Regions from separate parts of the Homo sapiens genome. Here regions 2, 3 and 4 are each linked to region 1. The links are chromatin loops, found by intact Hi-C in ENCODE. Cell type or tissue: PC-9. All regions are shown on one strand.

The links. Peaks named below come from ENCODE experiments on the same cell type or tissue, not always from the same donor. Only the 100,000 strongest peaks of a DNase experiment are listed, where the experiment ranks them.
Region 2: it touches region 1 in a loop (4-fold over the local background); 18 of 110 quality-filtered maps call a loop at or near these places.
Region 3: a loop joins it to region 1, with 10 times the contacts of the local background. A loop is called at or near these places in 73 of 110 quality-filtered maps.
Region 4: it touches region 1 in a loop (2.9-fold over the local background); 10 of 110 quality-filtered maps call a loop at or near these places.

Annotation. Positions count from the first base shown.
Region 1 is chr1:243,341,319-243,346,318 of GRCh38, forward strand. SDCCAG8 (SHH signaling and ciliogenesis regulator SDCCAG8) reads left to right here. Exons shown (of 18, transcript NM_006642.5): 12 at 2,897-3,013. It overlaps MIR4677 (microRNA 4677), which reads left to right and starts at 4,858; the gene lies at 4,858-4,937. In PC-9, CTCF peaks have their summits at 2,832 (motif pointing right) and 3,033; a DNase peak (open chromatin) is centred at 2,823.
Region 2 is chr1:243,948,073-243,953,072 of GRCh38, forward strand. The region is part of intron 1 of LINC02774 (long intergenic non-protein coding RNA 2774); the gene reads left to right. Among named protein-coding and RNA genes, the nearest start is that of LINC02774, 33 kb to the left of the region's middle. In PC-9, no CTCF peak of the experiment used is centred here; a DNase peak (open chromatin) is centred at 2,339; H3K27ac peaks cover 1,016 bases.
Region 3 is chr1:243,746,909-243,751,908 of GRCh38, forward strand. The region is part of intron 2 of AKT3 (AKT serine/threonine kinase 3); the gene reads right to left. Among named protein-coding and RNA genes, the nearest start is that of AKT3-IT1, 45 kb to the right of the region's middle. In PC-9, a CTCF peak has its summit at 1,956 (motif pointing left); a DNase peak (open chromatin) is centred at 2,003; H3K27ac peaks cover 1,104 bases.
Region 4 is chr1:243,716,560-243,721,559 of GRCh38, forward strand. The region is part of intron 2 of AKT3 (AKT serine/threonine kinase 3); the gene reads right to left. Among named protein-coding and RNA genes, the nearest start is that of AKT3-IT1, 75 kb to the right of the region's middle. In PC-9, no CTCF peak of the experiment used is centred here; a DNase peak (open chromatin) is centred at 2,512; H3K27ac peaks cover 2,191 bases.

The sequences.
Region 1 (5,000 bases):
CTAATGGTTACTCAGCAAACATTCAGTTACTACATGCAGCCCCTCAGTGGGTATTGCATGTGCAAGGATGAATTAGACACCAGTCATGGCCTTGAAGAGCTTAAGGGTTAAGTGGCAGAGACAGACTTACAAATAAATAAGAGTTATATTACTTTAATTATTGAATATTTGATAAACCTCATTTTTCTAAATTAATTAAGAGTGCTTTGTTTTTGCCGTAGATAGCATAAGGTTGGTGTTTACAATAATTGCCAAAGACATATATTGACAACTTAAAAGGTGTGCTTGACATAAAAAATCTTCCACTTCCTTTTCCTTTTCAGACTTGGTCATTAAAATAAAGATTCTAATACTACATGATCTTATTGGTGCTTAAATTTATACTTTAAAATACTACATTGTCTGTGCTATGGGCATCACTGGTTCGTGAATCAAGAACTAAAATGTTTAATGGTCTTTACTGGCAATGATTAAGATACATATTGTAAGAAATACTAGAAGTCCATCTAGATTTCAATAGTTAATTGCTTTAAAACTAAGAAACTAATAAAATCAATTTATTTTTTACCACTAAAAACACAGATAATTTGCTTAAAATACTCTTTGCATATTACCTTTTATTCTTCAATGGATTTTCCTAAATTTTGACATATTTGTAATGCCATTGTTGCTCTATAATTCAGTAATTAAAATTAATTTTAACATGTATTAGGAAAGGGAGCCATTTTACCCTTTTTCTTGAGTTTCTATAATTCTCCATTTGCTTTTAAAAATTCCTATTAGCTAATGTAGAAGTTTAAGAAGCTCAAATTTTTGTGTGGAGATAGGGTGGAAGTGAAGGAATTAGTTCAGAAGGATGGGAATACTTAACCTAGATTTATAGGTGAAAGCTATGATAAGACAGTTTTCAGTTGATAATAGAGAGGCAGCTTTCTGTTGAAATCAGTACAGCAGAGAGAGAGTTCTCTGTCTCAAGAACTAGCTGAAAGGACATATACATCAGAAGAGCGATTAGACTAAATCGCCTTGAAGTTGCTTCCAACGTGGAGATAACATAGTTCTGGTTCAATTTAATGTGTTAATTTATTTGAAATAGAATTTGAGTGCTGTGGATAAACATAGCAAATGCTGAACTGAAAGTAGTAAAGCAGGGAACTGTAGGAGTGAAATGAAGGGATAAAATAATTTTAAATAAGACCTGCTGCTTAAACAGTTTTTACATAACCAGCTTGTATTGGTGTTGGGTTTTAAACATCATGGTTGTATAATTATTATCTTCTGATGTTATCAGTTCGGGGTTTTATTCCATTTTATTCATAGACATAAATATTAATAGTGAACAATTGAGAAAGAAAATAAAGTATGGCTCCTCATTTTTTTCCTGTCACTCTGAATTTGTAATTTTTATTTAGGTTTAAAATTAATAGTTTTTATAAATTTATAATTTTTGAAATCGGAGGAATAAACTCTCTCACATTGAAGGCATTTGAACTTCCAATAGAATTTTTAATAACTTCATTATTGTTCTAGCTTTCTGAGGGCTACTAGGGAGAAGCCTGTTGACTTTTTCTTCTGTCTTGTCACTATAGCTTTTAAACATAGATTAATTTATTTTTAAAATTACTTTTAAGGTTCTGTTTTGTTTGTTTGGAGACAGGATCTTGTTGTATTGTGCAGGCTGGAGTGCAGTAGCTATTCACAGACACTACCACAGTACACTGCAGTCCTGAGCTCCTGGGCTGAAGCCATCCTTCTGCCTCAGCCTCCAGAGGAACTGGGACTACAGGCATGCGCTACCATACCCAGCTTAAATGCATATAGGTTTTATACCTTAGTCTATTCTAATACCTCAGTAATGATGAAACTGATTTCTAAAGTTTCCAAAATCATTATTTTTGGAGAAATACCAAATACTTGAAAAGTTCCAAGAAAGCATAACGGTGAGATAATATATTAAGAGCCATATATTTGTAAATTAGAAGCCAACTTAGCTGACTTGTACATTAATTGAACTTTCTATAGGTTCTCAGTTCTCTCAAAAGGCCCATAATTTGCTTGTTTAGATTTATCTGCTAATTACACTTTTCAAATATATTTCCATTTCTGTAGCAGTCCTAGATTCGAAAAAATAAATAAAACAAAGTTCTTAGTGTTAAGTATAGAGGATGATACACAACACTTTTAAGATACTATGTGTGTTCATTATTGGTGCCGTATTACAATTATTTCATTTAAATGCATATTTTCCTTTTATATTGAATGTTACAGTCATAAGTGCATAGTGTGCTTAGTTCCAGTCTATGGCTTTTGCCAGAAAATCTTCCTTAACTTGAATACCTCATATTGTGTATGATAAGATGACATCTGCAAACCTTGCAGTCAATACTGGATATTACAGACCTAGATATCAATAGTATATCTATCAGCAGACAAAAATTCCTTTATACATTTCCTTTTAAAGAGCATAACTGATGAAGTCTTTAAAAGAAAACTTTGTAATATAGAGTGAATATTTAACTGTATCAATGTGAATGAATAATAACATAGCTTAACATTTTAACTACTAACTTTACCTATTTAAAGGTTAGATGATAGTGCATTTTGGTTGATAATATGCAATTGAAACTGTTATATAAAATAATCTTGGGCACATTACTTAAATTCCTTAGTTATGCATTTATTTATCTGTAATTTCAAGTTGTTAGAATCAATAATCCCTGGTGTTGCTTCTGAATCTTAACAAGCTACGTTGAATAGTCTAATAGAAAATGGCATTCTTAGAAAAGTTTTGTTGTATTTTATCTATATGACCTCTAGGGGGCACCAAAAGATCTAATTGCAGGCATTGCCTGGTAGATTCCAGCAGGTAATCATCCAGTTTTTTACAATCTAACAGGTGTGTGGAGAAATGCGCTATCAGCTGAATAAAACCAACATGGAGAAGGATGAGGCAGAAAAGGAGCACAGAGAGTTCAGAGCAAAAACTAACAGGGATCTTGAAATTAAAGATCAGGTAAGAGAGGACACAGCATAATTGCAGCAATTATAGATATGAGTAACATTCTTTCTCAAGTTGATGTTGTTTTATTCCTAATTTATTTATTTGTATTGTTTCTAACTAATGGGATGATCCAGTTTACACTGTTAGGAAAATTTCTTTTATAGTTGCCTAAAATTATCACCTTTCACATGAATGGTGAGAATACAACAGCATGCATATAAAATTCCAATCTGACAGGTCATAAATATACATTTGGATATGTGTATCTATTACTTACAAAAGTAAAAAGAAATGTTCTAATGCACAGTTTGAACCTAAAATATACATACATAAAGTTCTTGAAAGATGCCAACTTGAATCCAATTTTAAATGAAAAAGTTTAAAATTCGTAAGATGAGATGAGTTGATATGTAAATATGTCAATCAAATTGATTGTTGGCAGAGTGAAACCAGTTTTAACTAAGATAACCATGAATACGTTTGTTCATGAAGCCTAAATACAGTGACATTAGAAATGTTAGTGGATAAAAGCTGCGTACTTTAATTTCAGTTTGAACAGATGTTTTATGTTATATCTTTATTGAGATGAAGTAGATAACTCCAATTTTAGTTGACAACATGGATAAAGTTTTTAGAGAGGCAGTTCTAATAGGCTGACTTTTGATTTTCTATTTTTATGTTACAGTACAGGACCTTGAAGGTTTTCATTCTTTGTATTCAATGAAAGCAGGTTGTTTATTCAATTAAAATAGTAAGACTGGGTTCTTAGTGTCAATATTTTAAAATAATTGTTTTAGAATTTAGAAGTAGGTCGCTCCAAATAAGTTTTTTTTCAAATATGTTTCTAGTTCGAGGTTTTTCATCATATTTTCCAACATATTTTCTCTTTTGAGCCAATGAAGTCTTTACAACAAATGATGCAAAGACAATTGGGAAAAGTATTGAAAATGAAAGTGATAATGAAGACTAGAACAAAAAGCTTTTCAAGTCATAACTGAAATCCTTAGTACTAAATTAAAATCCTGGCAACCAAAGTAAAATTCTGCTTTTGTACCACTATATTTGGTGTTGTAATGGGTTTTACATTTTCAGAAGACTTTTAATTATTAACATGTACAAATAATGAAACATTTTATTGCATCCAGTTGGGGGCGTGCCTGATAGTGGAATGGAAAATGCTTTCTGTCAGGGACTGAAGGCCTAGGTCTACTAAGTTTATCACAGATAACTTTTCTTTCCTGATATATTGTAATTTTTTAAAAAGGAATCAATATATTGGCATACTTTTGGCCTTTCGTATTATTCTACAGCATTCTGACAGCATAATATTTTGGACTAACTGCAAAAATACATCAGGAAAGAGTCTCAGTTATTTAAAATTCCATTATAATTTTCTAGAGGAAAAAAGATCAGGGACAATAGGAGTATAATATCACTTGTAAAGGAATAACTTGTTTAGAAGCATTTGCAATATTAGAAGTATTTGCAGTATTAAATCTCATTTTAATTAATCCGTGATGGTATGGAGGCTAAAGTTGCAGGATTTACAAGGAGCAGTTTTCATTTGTAAACGTTTTCTGATAATAGTGAAACAATAGTAGTTTTCATAATGACGTTTAGTGGTATGTTTTTAGATAGAGATGTGCCTTTTTAGGAGGTCACAGCTTTAGGAATAAAACCTCTGAACAGTTACAAGATGTTTGTGATGTGTTGTGAAGTGATGTGCTTGTTACCATTTTTTTTTCCCAGACGGAATGTGAGGAAATCTTATAGGTACTCTTTTTAACTGTTTTGTATTGAACAGACAGTTTCAGAAAAGAAGTCGTGGTGTCTCATTCCATGGATGATTTGGAGTAGCAAAGCAGCAATTGTTCTTTGGTCTTTCAGCCATGACCTGACCTTCTGTCTGTGAGACCAAAGAACTACTTTGCTTGGCCACCATCTGCACTCAAGAGAGAAATTTACATTTAACTTTTAAAAGCGGGGCATGTTGAGCATT
Region 2 (5,000 bases), 610 kb after region 1:
GAGCCAGGATTGCAGGCACCTGCCGTCATGCCCAGCTAATTTTTATATTTTTGTAGAGACAGGGTTTCACTATGTTGGCCAGGCTGGTCTCGAACTCCTGACCTCAGGTGATCCTCCCACCTCGGCCTTCCAAAGTGCTGGGATTACCGGTGTCAACCACCACACCTGGCCTGTCCAGACAACCTCTGAGGTCTCTTCCTCCTCTTAACTGGGCAGAATCTTGCTTGGAACTATTTCACAGGAGCTCAGATGAATGGCAGAAAAAAATGGCTGCTCACTTACTCTTTTTAAATTGTTAATTCATTAATTTATTTTTAAAAACTCATTCACTAAAATCATTTATTCTTGAGTCTTACTCTGGTAGAGAGCAGTGCACAGTGAGACTGACTTTAGAAAGCCAAAGATAGATTTGGCCAGTCCTGCTGTCCTTTCCATTTGCAATGACTTGTAGATATTAGTGGGAGTGACAGAGCCTACCTGCAATTTTAGAGTGGCTATAAATCCATTTGTTCCAGATTCTAGTATCCTGGGGCTGATCCTCACCTGTTTAGCTCCATGAGAAAGTCATGATTATAAAAGGGACTGTCCAGGCAGGGTTTGGCCCACAGAAAGTGAAATGCTGCAAATTGCTTTAAAAACTTGTTACTGTGGAGATCTGAATTGAAGGGTGATAGAGCAATTTGGTGTTGCTGAAAGAGATGATCAAGAAAAAGCATAACATCTATGGTGATTATTTTCAAAGCAGCATGGAGTGTGTCTTTGCTAATTTAGATCACATATCTGGTCTTAGTATCAATGATCAGTGCTTAGTTATGTGAGGCACCTACTGAATTTCTTGTGATCGATCCTAGGACAGTTACAGGTTGCAAATATCTATATAACCTTTGTTTCCTGACTCTATGTGCCATGTTTCTGCAATGGGAATCTTAGATGTTTAAAATGACTGATAGGATATGGAGGTGCTAAAAGCATTACTGCCAATTCCTAATCTTTGGGGGCTCAAAGAATTCTTTTTACTTCCGCTTGCATGTCTGCACAGTGATCCCCACAACTGCCACCCTATCGGGGTTCTGTCTCTGTACGTCTTCATCAGTCCTATTAGCATGTTTTACTCACATGTTAAAAGTTCAAAATAAAATTTAATAATGCTAATAACATTTTCAAATTTGTGGATTTTTAAAATTATTTAGAATGCATTTTAAAATTATGGTAAAATACCTCTCTGCTTCACATAACTTTGAAACTGTTTTTTTCTTAAAATTTGCAGCCTCCAGGATTTGTAAAAAATAAAATTTTTTATGTCTTTTGTGACAAAGAACAAAGGCTAAAAACCTGCAGTTCCCTTCTATTGTGGGTTGAAATGTGTCCCCCCAAAAAGATTTAAGTCCTAACCCCTGATACCTGTGAATGTGACCTTATTTTAAAACAGGATCTTTGAAAGTTAAATAAAGTTAAAATGAGGTTGTCTTGGATTAAGGTAGGCACTAATCCAATGACTGGTGTTCTTATAAGAAGAAGGCAATTTGGACATAGGGACACAGACACACAAGGCCACAAACCAAGGAATGCCAAAGATTGCGGGCAATCACCAGAAGCTAGGATGGCAAGGAAGTCTCCTCCCCTGGAGCCTTTGGAACAAGCGTGGCCCAGCAGACACCTGCAGGTTATGAATTAGGACTTTAATCTTCCAGAATTGTGAGAGGTTAAATATCTGGTGTGTGAGGTTTTTTGTTTTTTTTTTGTTTTTGTTTTTGTTTTTGTTTTGTTTTGTTTTTGAGATGGAGTCTCATTCTGTTGCCCAGGCTGGAGTGCAACGGCTGATCTCAGCTCACTGCAACCTCCACCTCCAGGGTTCAAGCGATTCTCCTGCCTCAGCCTCCCGAGTAGCTGGGATTACAGGCACGTGCAACCATGCACAGCTAATTTTTGTATTTTTAGTAGAGACGGGGTTTCACTATGTTGGCTAGGCTGCTCTTGAACTCCTGACCTCACGATCCACCTGCCTTGGCCTCCCAAAGTGCTGGGATTACAGGCGTGAGCCATGGCGCCCAGCCAAATATCTTTTGTTTTAAACCACTCAGTTAGTGGCACATTTATTGTGGCAGACCTAGGAAACAAACACACTTTCCTTCCCCTAAATTCACCTATTAGATATTGGGTCCCTAATACAGTGTTTACCTTTTGAAGGGTTTGTGAACACCCGTGCTTATTTCTGAGCTAGGCATGTTGGATCTTACAAATGACTTCTTGTCTTGTGGGACACACAGAATCCCAGAGGAATGCTAGCGGCCAAGAGCCAAAGTCTCAGTTTACTGGGCCCTAGTGAAACAGCCCGAGGGATGAGTCAGGGAGGATTGCAATGCTGTTTGTTACCCAAGTTGAGAACTTAGGCTCACAATAGTGCTCCTGTACTGTTAATAACTGGGGAATTTCCATTACAAGGTATCTGATCATCTTGGGATACCAATGAAGGATTTGAGTTCAATTAAGTGATGACAACACAGGCTGCCTTGTTTATCTTCAAGAAATGTAGCCCCTTGTTTTGACCATGGTTTAATGGGTTCCATAAAGAAGGTGGTGGCATTTGATATGATTTTATTGTTTTATAATTTGTGATTTGCAAGTTTCAGTAGTCAGGAGATTTCTTTTGCCTCCCCTTCTCCCTGCAAGAGCCTTCCCCGCAATCCGGATAGGCTGTCTCATGATGCCTGGTGGTATCTTGTCTCATCATTGAAATAATTCATATGTTTTGCCTAAGATCTAGATGACAACCACATTTTATTTATTTTATTTTATTTTGCCAAAATAGCCATTATCAAACCAGATAAACATACCGGCCATAAAACAGCAATGAATAATCTTATAGCAGGTGATAAGAAAATAAACTCCTCTGTACAGTTTGATCTTTTTATATAGGAGATTCCTAAGCATTATATAGTTATTTAAGTCTCAGTCTTGTACTCAGATGCTTCTTTAAAAAAAATTCCAGAATGAATTTGGAGAGTATAGGCTGGGATGGAAGGGATACCTCCAAAACTCAGAACATCAAGTTGAATCGTAGGAAGATGCAGGCTTTCTCCCAGACCCACAGAACAGGGGCCACTCTGTGACTAACTATGCTAAATAAATATTCAGTAGCCCAGCTAGAGAGACCATGTGTCCACAGAAAGGATATGGTCAAAACAGAAAATAGGGTTCGAAGAAGCAGAATTTGTTCCTGGGAAAAACACTGATTACTTTTTTTGTTTTGTTTTGTTTTCCCGCCCAGGCTGGAGTGCGGTGGCAAAATCTTCGCTTACTTCAGTCTTGACCTCCCAGGCTCAAGCAATCCTCCCGCCTCAGCCACCTGAGTAGCTGGGACCACAGGCATGCACCACCACGCCTGGCTAATTTTTGTATTTTTAGCAGAGATGGAGTTTCACCATGTTGCCCAGGCTGGTCTCTAACTCCTGAGCTCAAGTGACTCGCCCTCCTCGGCCTCCCAAAGTGCTGGGATTCCATACGTGAGCCGCCGTGTCTGGCCTTGATGACTTCTTAATGGATATCTCCGTCCCTATTGCCCTTTTGAGCTTGATTCATGTTTAAGATGAGTTAAACTAACATTTCACCTCGGTACTCTGATGGTACTCAAAACCAATATGTCCCAAACTAGCACAGTTCAGCAGGTGCTAAAGAAATATTTTTGATACAAAAAAATTAGCTGGGCATGGTGGCGGGCCCCTGTAATCCCAGCTACTCCGGAGGTTGAGGCAGGAGAATCGCTTGAACCTGGGAGGTGGAAGTTGCATTGAGCTGAGATGGCGCCACTGCACTCCAGCCTGGACGACAAGAGTGAAACTCTGTCTCAAACAAACAAACAAAAAACGAAATATTTTTGAAAGATAAATGAATAAATGGCTCATCTGTCCTGCCCCAAATCCAATTGCTAAGAATTTCCTTTATTAGTGAATGGCACTAATGTTTGCCAGCTAGAAACCTCTAAGTTGATGATTCTTCCCTCTGATACTCTGCATATCTCATCAATCACCATATCAAGCTCATCAAGCTTACAATTCCCTGAAATAAAAAGCACACACTGTCTAGTTTGCCTGAAATGGGAAGGCCTGGTGCTTCCCCACCACATGGCTTGAGCAGCAATCTTCCCCACCTCCCCCAGGCAGCTTGAATTCCTCCCTCTGTTAAAATTCTCACGAGCTTCTATGGTCATTATCTTATGTCTCCCCAGCCTGATTAAAACCCCTCAACCAGAAGCCCTGTCTTATTCACCTGTAAATACCCAGTGCTCGGTCTCCAGCCTGTTGAGACATGGTGGATGACGAGGACACGCTGACGAAAGCAATGAAAGGACACTGTGCCGGCCGAGGGGAGGGCGATGGGGCCACCAAGCGCAGTCTCTGCCGTCTCTGGCTGAACCTAGTCTGAGACGCAGCCAACAAGGCCTCGGAGAAGCGCTGAGTTCAGGGATGGCACAAAGCAGACGCAGGAGCAGCTGGCTGGAAGTGGAGGGCCTGAGGTGGGCAATGTCTGTTGTAATCCACGGCAAGTCTTTTTTTAGAAGCAGATGAGTGCCCCTTTGAAAGAAATTGGCACCGGAATTATGATACTTAGGTGAGCTCTGTCCTTGACGTATTCATCGTATTCCGTCCTCATCAGCAAGGTGGAGGTGCAACTTCAGGAATGGAGTGACCAGCTATGGAAACAGAAGCAGCTGCAAGTCTTCTCTCTTCCCTGGCCATGGAATGCACCTTACAGGATGCAGGGAAAGCTCCAGATGGCGTGGAGAACAGCACCTGGGGGGGCCGCAGTCTTGCCTCTGAGAGGAAGACAACTGGCACCCCACAAACACTGGTGGATGGGTCCCAGGAGGAATCAATGGCCCTGCCTGGAGTCGTCCTGTGTCCTGAATTCTGTGTGCATGCGCTGTCCTCCTCATCAGCATCACTAAAGAAGTCCCTTGCTGAAAGTCAGGGTGCCATGATACAGCTCCACTCATGCTTGAA
Region 3 (5,000 bases), 410 kb after region 1:
GGCAGTACAGGAAAGGAACAACTGCAAGCTGCCATGCTGAGTTTAACAACAATCATCAAAAGGGGCTTTGGGAGCTCACCAGCTGCAAAGTTTTTGTATTAGGCTGTGATTCCATTGGGAGGATGGGAGCCCCTAAATAATGATGTCAAAGGGGTTTTTACATGCCCAGGAAGCTATTTCAAGCAAACAAAAATCTACATTTATTCCTAATGGAGGTTAAGGCCTTTGGGGATTAGAGATAGAGAGTGTAGATGGCTATTATCTAAATAAACTTACTGTTCCTAGCACAACAAAGGAATATATTCCTAAAAAGAAATATAGGATATTATTTTCACCGTAAAACTGCAAAGAAATGAACACTTTTTCCAAGAACAAACAAAAATGTCAGAAGTTTCATTTTGAAAGTTATACGGCAAAGTGAATTTGAGAATTAAAAGGGAATTAGAGGATAATTTCAAGAGGAATTTCATTAACGGAGATTTCTGCATCATATTTTCATGCTTTTTTTATTATAGAGTGTAATTCTTAATGACTGCTTCAACAAAATTTGGGGAAAGTAAAATTACATTGCCATTGCTGCTAAGTTGTAACTGACCTTCTCTCTTGTACTTGTATTCTACCCAGTACAGCCCAGTAAATGCAGCATGTTCACGTTCACTTGTCCAAAGCAAAATGACTTCTTTCCCAAGACACAATGAAGAGATTAAAGGGAGATATCTTCAATGAACAGACCAAAATGTCACCTAACAACATGCTTAGTAAATAGGTACCTTTGCAAATGAAACTCTTAGTATCACATTGGGAATTACCATAGAAAACCACATTAAACTTATTGTAAACTGACTTTATCCATAAACACAAAAAAAATCAAAAGGGATAAATGTAAGACAGTTCACTTAAGACATAGTATAGGTTTCTTGCAAACATGGCTAAAAATTACTTAACACCATAATGAATAACAAGGATCGGTAAGAGTCAGTAATGAAACGATGTCTGAAGCAAGCACTGAAATATACCTAGGCATAGCACATGCAAAAAATGTGATGCTATGCTTTTTCAACCATAATGACCTGTAAATTGTTTTATACTAAGGCCCAACGGTTCTAGCAATGCTGTATAATCTCACATCTTTCCCCTGTCAAATGAAGAAAAAATTAAAAGATACACAAACATAAATATATCTTTTAAAACATATAGCATGCCTGGGTATTGTTTATATGATTCAGTGGAAATCAACATGGTTTGCTGGTGTGTCTGGTTTTTTGTGTTTTAATATTTATATTGCATAGCTATCCAAAATTGTTCAGAGTTTTGAAAGAACCAAGTTGTAAAAAATTGTGGATAGGCAGGAATTCTGACAAGCTTTCTAAACATGACCCTTTATTTCAACATGAAGATAAAGAGGCAAAGCTATACTGATTGAACAGAAAACAAGAATGGGACTTAAAAAAAAAAACAAGAGTTGGATAGACAGTGTTCTTCCTTCTAGTTGATAGGAAGGCCACACAGTGTAAAACTATACTCACAACTTTGGTGTTCACATGCACAATCTTCACCACTTAGAAAGAAGCAGCTTTATTAGTGCTTATAAAAATTCATTAGTCCCTATAAAACCAGAACCAATTCAGCAGATAAGTAAATAAAACAATATAAAGAAAATAAATTCACAAACTTTAATGTAGAATTTCAGAAAATGTTAAAGTTCACTGAGAAATACTATTTAGTGTGATTAAGATAATAAAAATAAATCAATAATGCAAACACAGTATTAATAACTTGAAGTTTTCAAATTTGAGAGGTTTTGTTCTCATGAGAATATTCTCTCAAAAGTAGTTTAGTTATATGAATAAGATTTCTGGATAATAATTGATCTGCATAGGCTATTAAAAATTGCCTGTTTATACAGGTCTGACTTTCAAAGCCCCAATCTTGAGTACGTGTCAAGGTTAGCCTTACCATACGAATCAGAGTGACATCTAGTGGCAACTCCATTGAAGTACTACTTGGTACTTCATCTGTTGTAAATACAAATGAACAGTACCTAGCATATGGCAGGCCCTCACACACTGTTGCATGAATACTTTAATATTTTAAGCTAATATTATAATTTCCTCAGTTCTACTGAACTTCCTCCTTCCTTTTCCTTACCACTTCTAGTCCTTCATTCTCTCCCTATTTTCTCAGTTGAAAAGTTCCCTTCTACTTGTCTCATTCTATGGAATCCCTGATCATTCTATATTTTTCTAATCCACTTTTTCTTTCATTATACACATCTTATCAGTCTCCATCCTAGGTATATGATATAATCCATTTTATGTGGAACTCTTCTGAGTACTGCTATACTAAATCACGAAACTAAACCAAATAAATCTATCATAATTCATGCAAACCTGGGAAATTATTTCATTCATCTCTAGTTGACTTGATCATGATTGTTTTCTAAAGGAATCATGCCACATCTTCTTTATCCCTCTTCAAACCCCTCTCCCCCAACCCCATCTTTCTCATTTTATAATATCCCTACTTCCTAGAAAGCAGGGAAACCATTAAACGTGAATAACTTCAACTTCCCAGCTCTCTACTTCAAACATTCAGAATACCCCCTTTACTTATAACAAAGGAAGTCATATACATTCTAGTTTTCAAGAACTAACCCCTCTTTCTTGTGTCCCATCTTTACTGTCATCTAAGATTTGATTATGTCAAATGATGAATCTCTCTCTTGGATCTTTCTGAATTTCCCTCTGTATTTTGACTCCATTCCTTCAACCTATGAATATGCTCAAAACATCCCATCCAAAAATCATCTTTCTTTGGCTTGCTGTAATCTATTTTCTTTCCTTTTATCAAAAAATAACTCAGAAGAAAAATCTATGATTACTGTCTCCATTTCTTCAGTATCCATTCACTCTTCAACTCCTGCCAATTTGCTATTTACCATCACTACTACTGATCTCCACAAAGTCACCAATGAGGTTATCAGTGGCCTCTTTACAGGCCTTGTTGTCCTTGAATCCTGAAATAATGCTGTAATAATTGCTCTTGCTTGGCATCTAAAGTGAAGTGATCTTTTTATTCTCTTCCAATCTCCCTCATAACTCCTTCTCTGCTTTCTTCTCCTTCTCATATAGGCTAAATGCAATATGGCCTCATATATACTTGAGCAAATAAAGAGGCGAAGTCATGCTTTTATAAAGAAAGTGCTTCAGTTTCTAAATAGAAATTGATTTGCCTATGAATTTAGCTCAAAATTATGTACTGCTTAATACCCTCCTTTCCTTCAAAGTAATGCTTTAACCCTACTTGGTTAAATTTGCCCCAATTATTTCAAATCATAATTCACTGTCCCTAATAAACCAAATTTTATCTTGCATTAACATACATTTTGTATCATCTTTAGATGTGTCCTAAGGTTTTAAAAATTCTCTATTATGTTAACTTGCAACTACTGTATGCCTCCTTCTCCCACCTTCTCTCCCCTCTCACATGCATGCACGTATACACACACACACACACACACACACACGCACGCACGCACACACGGTATTTTACAAGGACAGCAAGCTCAATGCCTTTGTCCTCCACTTCTGGGCATTTCTTCAAAATGTTTTAAATCTGAATATACTACTCTTTACCGGTAAGTTATTAGTAAATGCTTGTTGATTAAGGCTAATCTTTTTTTTTTTTTTTTGAGACAGAGTCTCCCTTTGTCGCCCAGGCTGGAGTGCAGTGGCACAATCTCAGTTCACTGCAAACTCTGCCTCCTGGGTTCAAGTGATTCTCCTGCTTCAGCTTCTCGAGTAGCTGGGACTACAGGTGCCTGCCATCACACCTGGCTAATTTTGGTATTTTTAGTAGAGACGGAGTTTCACTGTGTTGGCCAGGCTGACCTCAAACTCCTGACCTCCGGTGATCTGCCCGCCTCGGCCTCCCAAAGTGCTGGGATTACAGGTATGAGCCACCACACCTAGCCAATTAAGGCCAATACTTCAATAACTGTTCATTAAAAAGAAATAATGTTTTTTAAAAGAAAAAAAACTGACTTTTGTTTTAGCTGTTGGTACTGATACTATCAGTCTATAAACACTACAAACACACAGAAAGTGAGATAATGCTTTGGAAAAAGATTAATTTTCTAATTCTGAGCTAACTGGCCCAATTTTACTTGTGAAAACTGCTCTATAATTTGTCACAACTCTAATTTACACCAAACTCAACATAATTTTCTTAAATGCTTCTCAAAAAAAAAAAGACTCTGAAAGAGAAGGACTTCTGGAAAATTAGCAGCAAAGAATCATGAAGAACAATATTTGAAGCCTCTATACAACTTTTATAAAACATTTGCCACAAGGCAAGTTTTGGTGTGTGCAAAAATCCATTTGTAGACCAGCTGTGACAGACTCTTTAAAGCATATCCAAGGCAATGATAAATGAAGCAGACATTCATGCCAAACGCTTGGATTTAGATTTACGTATCAAGAAAGCTTTAATAAGTAATCCTACAAGGAATACAGTTGTATCTACATTTTGTGTAAGTAATAGTTGCTCATTTCTTTTTAGGGGAGGGGGGAATGCTATATTCATCTTTTAAAATAAATTCTTCATTTTTGTTTTGTTATTTTTTCTCCTTAGTCTAGTGAAGAGAGAGTCAGACAGGATATTCTGCTATGAGGCCCTGGCAAATCTAGTCCATTGTTGTGGGGAGAGGGGCACTTTGATCTGGAAGATACACAGGGACTCAGATTTAGAAATGCAGCCTGGAAAAAGCATTCTAGTGCTGAATGGACCTTTGTCTACAGGAACAGTTCCTGAGACATGCATGGAAGAGCTGAAACAGGACCCAGCCCACAGGGGAAGAGAGCTTGCAGGGAAGGTGGGGAGGGGGACAGAAAAGTAGGCTGTAGCTATTCCAGGTGAGTTCTTCGGTATCAAGAGAGTTTAGGGAGGTTGGATTATCCTCCAGGAACTTCAGCACTGGAGCCTACAACTATCTAGGACCA
Region 4 (5,000 bases), 380 kb after region 1:
GGATATGGACTTCCTCAGCAGAAATTCGAGTAATGCATAGTTTAAAACAAACTCTTCATTTCTATAATAAACACAAATCAAGCAATGAGAATACCTAACATAGAATTTTAAATTCAGAAAGACAAGAAATTAAAAAGGATTACTTCATATTTTATAATGATGTTGTGGAAAAAAGAACGAAAAGAGGAGAGGTCATGTCTAGAATAGTATTCAGAAGCAGGCCTCAGCCAAATATTTACCCCTGATACTTGTCTTTAACCTTAGTGCTCTATTAGAACTCTTTCAGTTACAAGGAACAAAGATCCACTGAAGCTAACACAAGTAAAAATGGGTCATTCTAATAATACTAACACTTCATCCAAAGAATACAGGTAGCCCTTTTGCAAGTAAGATCTGGAAGGTGATTAAATCACTTTCTTTTATCTTCTTCAGGGATTGTGTCAAGTCTGGCTTCTGTCCCTGGTCTCTCTCCCATTCCCCTCCCAGGCCTGGATGGATCTCAGTCTGTCTGCTCCATCTTCCACACTCTACCCACCAGCTCCTTAGCTCACTCAGAAGTTTTTTTCCTTCATAAACTCAGCTTGCTGCTACCTCTTCCAGGCAATGCTACCCATGACACATAATACATTAAAGAATGTGGTTTAGTGTTACTTTAGAAATGTTTAAGTAACTTCCATATAATTTCAATTTGTATTAAAGTCTTTTAGTATACTAGGTAATCGAAATGTCTTCCCAAGAGTCATACCCAGTGGCTTTTAAATTGTGGGTCAAGATTTTTAATTTTCAAGGACTAGGTAGTATCAAAAATACTGGAAGCACTGGCAGACTCCACCTGATAAACAGGCTGGGTTCCAATGGTCATTGTCAGAGATTTAAAATTTAGTTTATCATTTTAAAAAATTATTAATACAAATGGTAACTAGTTCCCACATGTCATTAGTTAAAAAAGCACTGTATAACTACTACTTGCTACTTTAATATTTGCTTTCATTCTCCTTACTTCATATGAGAGACAAGTCAGATATTAATATTACCATCAGTATTCTATGCTCAAGAGTTTCAAAGCTATAAGCACCTGATTAAAGAATGAGACACTGAGCACCCTATCATTGGACGGCCACATATCAAAGATGTTATAAAAGAAATTTGAGTTCTGAGTTAAAGGTGGTATCAAACTGCCCCATAGGTTACTTTTAACACCAAGATTCTAGTATATTGGTGATTTTACAGATTAGGAAACCAAGATTTCAAGTTAAGACACATGTTATTGAACTAGTTCTTTTGACTTCAAGTCCAGCTAATTTCGATCATAAAACATACATTGTACATTATACTTGTAAGAAATCCTGGAATCTCAAATTCCTTTTAACAGTACTTTTATTTTTAAAATAAATTATAAGTTAGAATCCAGTTATGCTGAATATGCAACATTTCTATGATTACACCCATTAAAGTATGCAAATAAGAGTAAGGTCAAAGAAGAGAGCTACATTCATTTTACATTGGATGCTATGCATAAGAAAACAGAGGACCTTTCCTTTTCAAGTAGAGTAGCAATTGCTCCTAAAACACCACCCAAGGCTCAGCTGAGGTGGTCTCTTACCATTTGTTTAGAAGGGAATCTGATCTGTAGCTGAAGCAATTATGAACAGGAGGTAAGAAAATCCCCATGTCTTATAACCATTTCCAACATACACACAACTGGGGACATGGATGTCCACAAGCCAACGATTGTATGCATTCTCTGTATCGTTACTTACATAGGAGATGAAAATTGGAAACATCAAGTGAGTCATGTAGTGTATTTTTAATTTATAATTATTAAATCTTCACTTTAAAGTTTTTTTTAAAAAAAAGCTATCTAAAGCCACAAACATTTTACCTATCTACTGTTTTGTTTTGTTTTTTTTCAGACAGTCTCTCTCTGTCGCCAAGGCTGGAGTGCAGTGGCATGATCTTGGCTCACTGCGATCTCTGCCTCCTGGATTCAAGTGATTCTCCTGCCTCAGCCTCCCGAGGCTGCTACCCTTACAGCTGGGATTACAGGCCCTCACCACCACGCCTGGATAATTTTCTTTTTTGTATTTTTTTTTTCAGTAGAGACGGGGTTTCACCGTGTTAGCCAGGATGGTCTCGATCTCCTGACCTCGTGATCTGCCCGCCTCGGCCTCCCAAAGTGCTGGGATTACAGGCATGAGCCACCGCACCCAGCCTCAGCTTCAATTATGAAGAGTAAATGCTAGCAAAATGAATTGATGAATTTTTTCTTTTTAAATATTCTATCCAATATTTTGCATGTCCAAAACACAAGGTAAATTTCACCTATATTTAGGTGTTGTAGAAGTCCAACAAACTGGATTTCATATATGCACAAAACAAGCCATAATCCAATTATTTTCATGGGATAAGTCATTCCCTAAGGGGATAATTCCCTTAGGGATAATTCCCCTAAGGGAATGACTCATTAGGGAAATTATTCAAGTAATGAATCTAACTCCCAGCAAACAAGATATATAAGGTATGCAGTTCTATTCATTTAAACATTCCACCTTTTTCTGAGTATCACATATGTCAAGACAGTCATTGCAAAAACATTTGCAAGCTGCATGTGGAATGTGGCAAAATTCCTTTTTAAAAAAACCGATAGTGTTTAAATCCTATCCCAACTCTCAGAGACTTTTCTTATTTCATAATGCCCCCCTACTCCTACAACTCCCAAAATTACTCTAATTTATTCACATAACTCTCTGCTAACTTTAAGTTTTTTGTATCAATTCCCTAACAAAACATTCCAAATTGTTCTATCTTTTATTCATCTCATCGAGTTCCACACCAAGTCTTCCTCCAACTGGAGTCACACCCCAATTTCTCACTCCTCAGTTCAACTTTAGTTTTCCTGACTACCAATTCCAATTGCTAAGAAATGAGAAGTATATTTTGAGTAAACTAAATTACATACTCAAATCACTGTTGAGTGTATCAGTGAAGGTAATGCTGGCTGCTGAGAGAGGTAAATCATGACAACTTAGTGCTTTACTACAATGAAAGTTTTGTTTCTGGCTCATGTAAGGTCAAAACAATGTTTCCTTTCAATGGCAGTGACTGAAGGACCTAGAATCCTCCCTTTTAGAGGCTCTTCCATCTCCTTGGTTTCATGACTGCCATCAGAAGGGAAGAGAGAAAGAACACTGAACACAGATGTTCATGACCCAAGCCTAGAGGAGGCATGCGTTAATTCTGCTCACATGTGAGTGGCCAGAACTCAGTCGTATGGCCACACCTAACTCCAAGACAGCTGCAAAAAACAGTCTAGATTGGTGCTAGGGCAGAGTAGGTGTATTACGCGCAAACGGATTTGGCCAATCTCTGCTACACTGAACATCTCTTGTATGTTCTTAAATACTTACTTAATAACCTTGGTGTTAAGAGAGAGACATAAGAAATGAAAGCAACTGTATATCTAAAAATGGTGGCCGGGCGCGGTGCCTCACACCTGTAATCCCAGCACTCTGGAAGGCTGTGGTGGGCAGATCACCTGAGATCAGGAGGTCAAGACCAGCCTGACCCCATCTCTACTAAAAATACAAAATTGCCCGGAGAATGGTGGCACATGCCTGTAATCCCAGCAACTCGGGAGGCTGAGGCAGGAGAATCACTTGAACCCAGGAGGTGAGGGTGCAGTGAGCCAAGACCGTGCCATTGCACTCCAGCCTGGGCAACAAGAACAAAACTCAAACTCAAAAAAAATTAAAAATAAAATAAAAATAAAAATGGTTAAAAATGGTTAAAATGGTAAATTTCATGTTACATATATTTTTGCCAAAATAAAAAGGATCTTAAAATCTTTTTGATGAGACCAAAAGACATAGTAAAAAAAAAAAAAAAAAAAAAAGTTCTAAATCAAACATGAGCAAATGTCAAAATATAATTAAAAGCTAAGTATAATATAATCTTCATGTGTTTTATCAATACTACATAGAGTTCTATGATTTTTATCATAAATAGGATCTCAGCCTGACTTGGCCTGTCTGCTCTGGTCTAAAAGATGTGAGGAGAAAAAAAGAGACTTGTTAATATCATAATATTATCTTAAACCAGTAATTCGAATAAAGAGATCTCCTCAAATATTAGTATCTTAAAATTATAAAGTAGATAAATATTAAGGGTTAATACAATTTGGAGCCAATCAAAATGCAATAATCTCTTGTCCTTTTCCTTTTATTTTTTACGTATTCCCAGATGGTCCAACTATTCCGAAAAGCTCACGGTATATACTCTTGAGAAAATAAGCATGTAAAGCATTCTTTTAAAGTACTTGCCACACCATATTCTACTGGCAAATAGGGCTAATGCTGGAGCTCAGAAAACAATACTCCAAAATATGGCACTTCAGCACACAAAGTACTTTGCACTGGAAGGTATCAGAAGCAGCCTCAGAACCTGGATCTCTCTCATCTTCTCCTGCCCTCCTGTCTCTTGCCCCTCATTCTCCCCCAAAGCAAGTACAGACACCAGAATTCCTCCTCACCAAAGCAGATAATAAAGACTAGATCTCTCTTCTCCAAAGCCAGCCATAAAAACTACAATTACTACTCTAACCTTCCCCTCACCTTTCTGTCTAGGAACTGGCCTAGACAGAAATTCTGTCTAGAAATTCTCTGACCTACCCTTGTCCCAATAATATAGGTCATAAGACCCTCATCAGAGGGGTCCTGTCCCATACCTGGGAGGAAGAAACATTACAAGAGAGAGGCCAAGAAGAATCTGAACAGACAGGTCTTGGTGAGTTTTTATATGCAGTCTATTAATATTAGATCATAACCTTTTTGTCCAGTCCTATTTCTACATAGCTGTCCATTTTTCACTGAACCTAAGCACTGAAAAATGGATAGTTGTCCCATATGTTTGGGGTCTTCACTCTGAAGGCTCCTGTGTCATGTAAAACTATAATTAAACAGATTTGTTATGCTTTTCTCTTATTACTCTGTATTTTGTTATAG